3 separate regions of the Homo sapiens genome follow, and all the other regions are linked to region 3. Evidence: chromatin loops called from intact Hi-C (ENCODE). Cell type or tissue: PC-9. All regions are shown on one strand.

Region 1 (2,500 bases), 67 kb after region 3:
TTTGGTAGAAATCAATCATGTAGCTTCTGCTGGGCTTTATCAGCTTGCTGGTGACAGTACTTTCTCTATTACAATTGAGCTGTAAAGATAAGCTGGCTATTGTCAATGCCTCTGTTCCTTTACCAGGAAAGTGTACCTCAGGCCTCTTCATCTGAATTCCATCCTCTTGAATGCTTACAAATCCATCTTTTCAGGAATTCCAATGACGCTTTTCAGTGCTGAGGCGATGCATGGCCACGGCTTTGTTTTATTAATCAGTGCACGTAATTGTCCATTCATTCATTTGTGCTTCTGTCCTCCCATTTTAAAAGTAGTCTTTTCCAGGCCAGCATTGACTGGCCACTTTCCATTCTTGGCTCTCTTTTTATCTTCAAGTTTCTCATTATTTATTTGATTCGATTTATATATGCTTTCGTTTTCATGCCATGAACTCCTTTGCACATCTATGCATTAGACTTAAAGCAATCTGTAGTCATTTTGAAGGTATCCTTTAAGATGTTTATCTCTAAGTTTCCTCCAGGCAGGGAATTGCAAAGACTACAGATTTAACTCACAGGCCTGACACTTTTACAGTGTGAAAATTGATGCCTTGACTTTGCCCTACTTTTCTAATCTTCTTAGAAGTTTAGATGGCCAAATATGAAGGATGGAACTATATAACATTTTGATTTCTTATAGTGCCTTATGGTGCTTTGTGTTTGGGAAGTATTTATTTTTATTTTTTAAAAACAACTTCAGGCCAGGCATGGTTGCTCACACCTGTAATCCCAGCAAGTTGAGAGGCCGAGGCGGGAGGATTGTTTGAGCCCAGGAGTTCAAAACCAGTCTTTGCAACATGGCAAAACCCCACCTCTACAAAAATTAGTTGGGCATGGTGTCATGCGCCTGTAGTCTTAGCTACTTGGGGGCTGAGGTGGGAGGATCACTTGAGCCTGGGAAGTCAAAACTGCAGTGAACTCTAATCATGCCACTATCCTCCAGCCTGGGTGAAAGGGTGAGACCTTGTCTCAAAAAAGAAAAAAAAAAGTCATAAAGATACAATTCACATACCATACAGACAACTCATTTAAACTATACAATTCAATGGAACTTTAGTATATTCACAGATCTGTGCAACGATCACCACAAAAAAATTTAAAGCATTTTCATCACCTTAAAAATAAACATCACATCCTTTAGGTATCATTCCCAGTATACCCCACAACCATTAATACTGAAACACCACTAATTATTTTCTGTCTCTATTAATTTGCCTACTCTGGGCCTTTCATACAAATGAAATTGTGTAATACGTGGCCCCTTTGGTGATTGACTTCTTTTACTCAGATGCGGTTTTCGAGGTTCATCCATCTGAAAGCATGCATCAATACTTCATTTCCCTTTAGGGCCAAATAACATTTTATTGTATGGATAGACCACATTTTGCTTATCCAAATATTAGTTGATAGGTACCTTTTCACTATTATGAATAATGTTATAAACCAGCGGTCCCCAACCTTTTTGGCACCAGAGACCAGTTTTATGGAAGACTATTTTTCCATGAAAAAATTGGTGAGGAGGGAAGGGTTTCAGGATGAACCTGTTCCACTTCAGATCATCAGGCATTAGTTAGATTCTCATAAGGAGCAGGCAACCTAGATCCCTCGCAGGCACAGTTCACAATAGGCCTCACTCTCCTATGAGAATCTAATGCCAGCACTGATCTGATAGGAGGCAGAGCTCACCCAGGTCTCACCTCCTGCCATGCAGTTGGGTTCCTAACCGGCCACAAATGACCTTTACTGGCCTGCAGCCCAGGGATTGGGGACCCCTATTATAAACGTTCATGTACAAATTTTTGTGTAGATACATGTTTTTCTCTCTCTTGAGGAATTACTGAGTCATGTGGTAACTGTATGTTTCACCATCTGACGAACTACCAAAATATCTGCACCCCTTGACACTCCCACCAGTGATATATGAGGGATACAGTTTCTCCATGTCCCTCACACACACTTGCTATTATCTCACTTTTTGAGTCTAGCTATCCTAGAGAGCTGAACTTAGATTTCACTGTGGTTTTGATTTCGATTTCTCTGATGACTAATAAGAATCTTTCAAATGCTTTTTGACCATTCATATATTTTCTTTCAAGAAATGCCTATTCAATTTCTTTGCCTATTTTTAAACTAGGTTATTTGTCTTTTTATTATTTAATTATGAGTTGTTTATATATTCTGCATACAAGCCCCTTATGGGATAAATGATTTTTGTAAATATATTCTCCCATTCTGTGAGTTTTCTTTCAATTTTCATGACAGTGTACATGAAGCACGAGTTTTTAATTTTGAATATTTGTTCCTTTTCTGTCTTGTAATGGGGTTATTTTAAAAGATTATTTATCTGTTAAGTATGGTATCAGTTTTTCCAACTGGTTGGGTTATTGGAGCGACAAGTAATTTGGTTCTATACCCTTGGGAATAATAAAGTGCTATATGAGATTTCGTCAGTGATAAAAGGA
Region 2 (2,500 bases), 280 kb before region 3:
GGAATCATCATTTTTTTTTTCTTTAACAGGCATTCAGGAATGAAATGTGTTCATTTTATGTCTGTGTGCTGCTTTGGTATTTAATGCATATGTCTCTAGCATAATATCAAACTTCAGTCTCAATTTCCTGAACAATCTGTATATTTAGAAGACTGAACAATATTTCACAATAGTGTTTTTATTTTCTTAATCTTTTTTTTTAAGCATTTGCTCATAGCTGGAAAGGTGACCATAAAACCAAAACCAGATAGGAAAAACTAAGCCAAAGGAAAACCAAATTCTGATTACTAACAACTATTTAGATCGCATTTTATCAACTTATGATTCAATGATGATGAGCCATATTTTGATAAGAGAATAACATCTCAGACCAAGCTTCCCTCTCTAATATCATAGATATTTGTATCATGACAAAGGATGAAATAATCCCACACATTAGGGTGGAGAACTTATAGCTATTTTCCTTTCAGATTTAAAATTGCCTGTTTTAGTAGATCGGTATCATGTGTCCTTTGCCTTACTTAGAGAGTTACAAAATAGATTTCTCCTTCATAATCTCCTAGAGGGAAAGAACCTGTAAGAAGATCTGACCCTATTTTGCCTTCAGCTGACATATCTAGGCTATATTTGGTAAGCAGCAAAAAATCTGGAGTGATTTTTAACCTTCAACTGGTGTGAGAATGACGGACTAACTTTATTTGAAATGGAAGCCAAGTGAATATCTCAAAATTATGACGTCTTTCCTCCCTCCCCATGGTGAATACCACCCCAACCTCCTTTTTTCAAATTAAAGAGTTCTTGACACTCATCTCCCGATCAAATCCATTTATTTTCAGCTGATCTACTCCAAGTTGATCAAACAACTTCTTTGGTAAAATAAACTACTCACAAAGAGTTCATGGGTTGAGCATGAAAGAGAAGGAAAGCTGGGTAGAGAAGAAAGAAGGAGCAAGTGTTATTTGATGATTTATTCTGTTGTTTATTTTTTCCCTGTCAATACAATTGCAGCTAAGACTATGTTTCTGTCTCAGCGTATAAACTAGCTTTTCACAAGCAGCTTTATTTTAGTCATCTACATCACGAATTCATTTTTTGGCACCAGTTGAGCACACTAGCTCCTATTGAGACGAGCTACAGAGAAAGCAGGCCAGCGCTCCCTCTAACCTTGACAGTGGTTCAACTGAAATACTGTGGATGGAAATTCTACACAGATGCAGCATGTTTTTGTTCCTCCAGGGAATACCAGAGAGGGCTATGGAGTGAGTCACCTGGTGCCATTGCCTAGGAAGAAATGATCCCTGCATTACCTGCATTCTGGACCCACTACCTTGAAAGCCTTGCCTTGCTCTATAGAACAATGAGGGGACCCAGCTTCGCATGCAAACTGTTTAAGGCAGTAGTCATTGTCCTGACACTTCTGTGGTTTACTCTATGTCTCAACACTCCTTGAAGTATTTCTTTCACTCACATCACTCTTTAGACATGCCTTTGGTTTCTGAGCTTATACAATATTTTCCTATGATCAGCAGTGTATTAGTTAAGGCTCTCCAAAGAAACAAAAGCATAGGAGATAGATAGATAGATAGATACATAGATAGATAGATAGATAGATAGATAGATAGATAGATAGATAGATAGAGATCAAGTATATATATATATATACTTGATATATGTACTTGATATATATATATATAAGTATATATATACAGAGAGAGAGAGAGATGAGGAAATTTATTATAAAAATTGTCTCACACAAGAAGTCCTATGATATGCCATCTGCAAGCTGCAGAACCAGGAAAGCTAGTGGTATAATTCAGTCCAAGTCCAAAGGCCTGAGAACCAGCAGTGGAGGGGTCACTGGCTTAAGTCTGGAGTCTGATGTTTGAGGGCAGGGGGATTGATGTCTCAACTCTAGAGGAGAAAGTGAAAATTCATGCTTCCTCCACCTTTTTGCTCAATTTTGACCTTCAAGGGATTGGAAGGTACACAACCACATTGATGAGGGTGGGTGGATCTTCTTTACTTAGTCTACTGACTCAAATGCTAATCTCTTCCACGAACACCCTCACAGACACACTGAGAAATAATATTTTACCAGCTATCTGGACATCCCTTAGCCCAGTCAAATTTTCACATAAAATGAGACATCACAAGCAGGGTTGAGCTTCAGAAATTTAGAATTTCTTTCTTCAACAACAACAACAACAAAAAAGCTTCTTTTTTAGTCTTTCCAGTTGACTGAGATCTTCGAGAAAACAACTTCTAAACTTCTGTGTATAATCATCCGGCCTTTACTTAAACAGTTCTCACCTCAACCACCATTCTCCCACCAACCCACTGCCTAAGACTCCTACCTTCTTCCCTACACACCCTTAATTAAAGCCACACATCTTTCAGGCAGTGTAGCTCATCAAATATGATTGAATGCCTTCTCCATCCCAGGCTGGGCATTAAGCATTGCAGGGATGCAAAGATAATGAAAGCAGTCCCTCGCATTGAT
Region 3 (2,500 bases):
TAACCACTTGTGCAACATCATGGGAGCATATAAAACTTAAGGTTTCTAAAATAGAACTAATCATCTCCCATCCTTCCCTCATTCTTACCCTGTTTGAGTTTTCCTTTTAGTCAATGTCGTATCCCTTCCCCATTTGAGCAGTGCTGTCCATTCTAATGCAGAATTATTTCTACTCCTTTCCTCTTTACGTCTGTCTGAAATATTTGAAATAGCCTACTAATTGATCTCCACACCCTCCTTCTAACATATTAACAAATTTTCACCATCTCCAATTATGTCATTCTTCCAATGATGAAACCTTCTGTGGTTCTGCTTGACAGTTTAATTTTGATAATGAAAGCTTTCCACAACTTGGAATTTTGAACTTTGCTACCCACCAGCAGGCACAGTTTTCTGTTCACCCGGCTCTGTATATACCTGACACTAATCATGTCTTTGCCCAAACTTTTCCCTCTCTCTGGAATACTTCTTACCCTTTACTTTTTGAAGTCTTGCCAGACTTCATATCCCAGCACCAGAAACAACCCTTCCTTATATAGGCCTTTCTCATGCAGATGTTCCCCTTCCAGAACCTATTTGGTTTCCTTTTCTTAGGATTGAATAGCCTTTACACATATTCCCCATAAGAAGTTAACACAGTTTGCCTTGATTAGAATTTTATGTGCATTTCTCCACCAATTGTGAGCAATTTTCGAGTGAAGGACTAAAATCAGAACCATTTTTATGTTAATTAATTCAGCAAATATTTATCAGTCTCATGGTTGGCTCACACGTGACATGCATGGTGTTTGATAAGATGAACGGATGTAGCTGTAAACAAGTCAGAGATGATTCCTGTGTGTATGTCCCTATTATCTTTCATGAAAAACAGACATAGAAGTAATTACAAGTGTATTGGGGATTGCGATGCAAAAGTGCTTCACAAGGGCATCATTAATGGATCTGAACTTGTCCAGGAAATCAACAAATGTCTTCTGCAAGAAGTGTTAGGTAGAGACCTACGTCATGAGGAAGAAAAAGGGGACACAATGGTGGGAAGGGAAAAAAACTTACAAATATTCCAGAAAAGGGAATGGAATATGGGAATGAATGAAGGTTTTCTTGGTCGGGGAGGGAAGAGCCTGGCATTTTAGTGGAAGAAAGTCCAGTATGTTTGGAGCACAGTGGACCCTGGAGGTAGAGGCCACGTGTGCAGCTTTATAAATGACTCACAGTATTTTACTCCCTAGCCTAAGGGCAGTGATAAGCAATAGAAACGTAAGTGGGAGAGTGATATCATATTTGTATTTTAAATGTCATTCTAGATGCATATCATGCATGGATAGGAGGCCAGACTACCTGGGCAAACCAGTTTTGGGGCTGGCAGTTAGTGGCTTTAGATAAGGAGGGTGAAAGTAACTGGGGACAAGGAGATGTATGAAAGCTATTTTAGAGGTGAAATGACAACAGTAAGAAGTGGGTTACATACTGGAAAGTTAGTAGGAGAAGGTTTCGGGAATGTCCCTCTGGATTTCAGGTTGCATAACTGGGTGGTTGTTGAACCACCTACTGATATAGGCCACATTTATGTTGGATGACAATGATGGTAAGTTGAGTTTTTAGTCATGATGAGTGAAATTTAGGCTCCTCTGAGACATCCATGTGATGTTGAGTTAGCAGGTGTGTATTCGGATCTGAATTAGAAACAAACATTTGGGAATTCTATCTTCTAGGTGCTTATTAAAATCATGGGAGTAGATTAGATCCCTTTGAGAAAGAATAGAGTGAGACGGGAAGAGGACCCAGGATGTTTATAACCAAAGAACTCTCTCAACACTTGATGTTTGGGGAAAGAAAGTTAGGAAAGGAGGCTGAGAAGGAAGGAACAAAAGAAAGAAGAAATGACAAGAACATGGTATCCTAGCACAAGGAGAGTCTTTTCAAAATTAATAATAGCTAATTTTTATTGGCGGGGACTTTCAGTGAAAATCTGTGACCTAATTAAATAGTCACAGCAAACTGTGAGGTGTGGGTACTAGTGTTATACCTGCTTACAAATGAGGAAAATGATGGGGTGACTTGCACCAAATCACAGAGCTGATCTGAAAGAGTCAACATGTTCCCCAGATGAAGCCATTTTATTTCAGAGCCTTGACTTAACAAGCTTTCACTTCATCAATGGTGTTTTTATAAAAAATTGAATTAGAGCATTGTGAAAAATTCTTTCCCTAGTACACATATTCCAAGTTTTCTAGCCCCCAAAAAGAGTAAGTTTCATCTGTTTGGGAAATCTTTTTCTTATTTGGAGGTTCAAGTTATCTTACAGTTGCAGTGGCAGGAGTCTTAATAACATTTTATTTTGTTTTGTAAACATCTCAATTGCAGAACAGATCAACTGAGAACACCCGACAGTATACTATGCCTTTGCCTGCTCACTGGAAGGTTAAATTTGTGATGAAATGAAGCCGGTCTTGAGCATTAATATTATTGCATTTAGTTTTTTGGTGGTGGTGATTCTGTG

The links. Hi-C counts contacts between places; a loop is a spot of excess contacts. Peaks named below come from ENCODE experiments on the same cell type or tissue, not always from the same donor. Only the 100,000 strongest peaks of a DNase experiment are listed, where the experiment ranks them.
Region 1: it touches region 3 in a loop (5-fold over the local background); 42 of 110 quality-filtered maps call a loop at or near these places.
Region 2: it touches region 3 in a loop (11-fold over the local background); 87 of 110 quality-filtered maps call a loop at or near these places.

Annotation. Positions count from the first base shown.
Region 1 is chr11:100,927,577-100,930,076 of GRCh38, forward strand. The region is part of intron 6 of ARHGAP42 (Rho GTPase activating protein 42); the gene reads left to right. Among named protein-coding and RNA genes, the nearest start is that of SNORD13I, 5.4 kb to the right of the region's middle. In PC-9, no CTCF peak of the experiment used is centred here; a DNase peak (open chromatin) is centred at 1,025; H3K27ac peaks cover 1,069 bases.
Region 2 is chr11:100,577,890-100,580,389 of GRCh38, forward strand. No RefSeq gene overlaps it. Among named protein-coding and RNA genes, the nearest start is that of ARHGAP42, 110 kb to the right of the region's middle. In PC-9, no CTCF peak of the experiment used is centred here; a DNase peak (open chromatin) is centred at 1,332.
Region 3 is chr11:100,860,150-100,862,649 of GRCh38, forward strand. All of the region lies in intron 4 of ARHGAP42 (Rho GTPase activating protein 42), which reads left to right. Among named protein-coding and RNA genes, the nearest start is that of SNORD13I, 73 kb to the right of the region's middle. In PC-9, no CTCF peak of the experiment used is centred here; a DNase peak (open chromatin) is centred at 1,282; H3K27ac peaks cover 1,785 bases.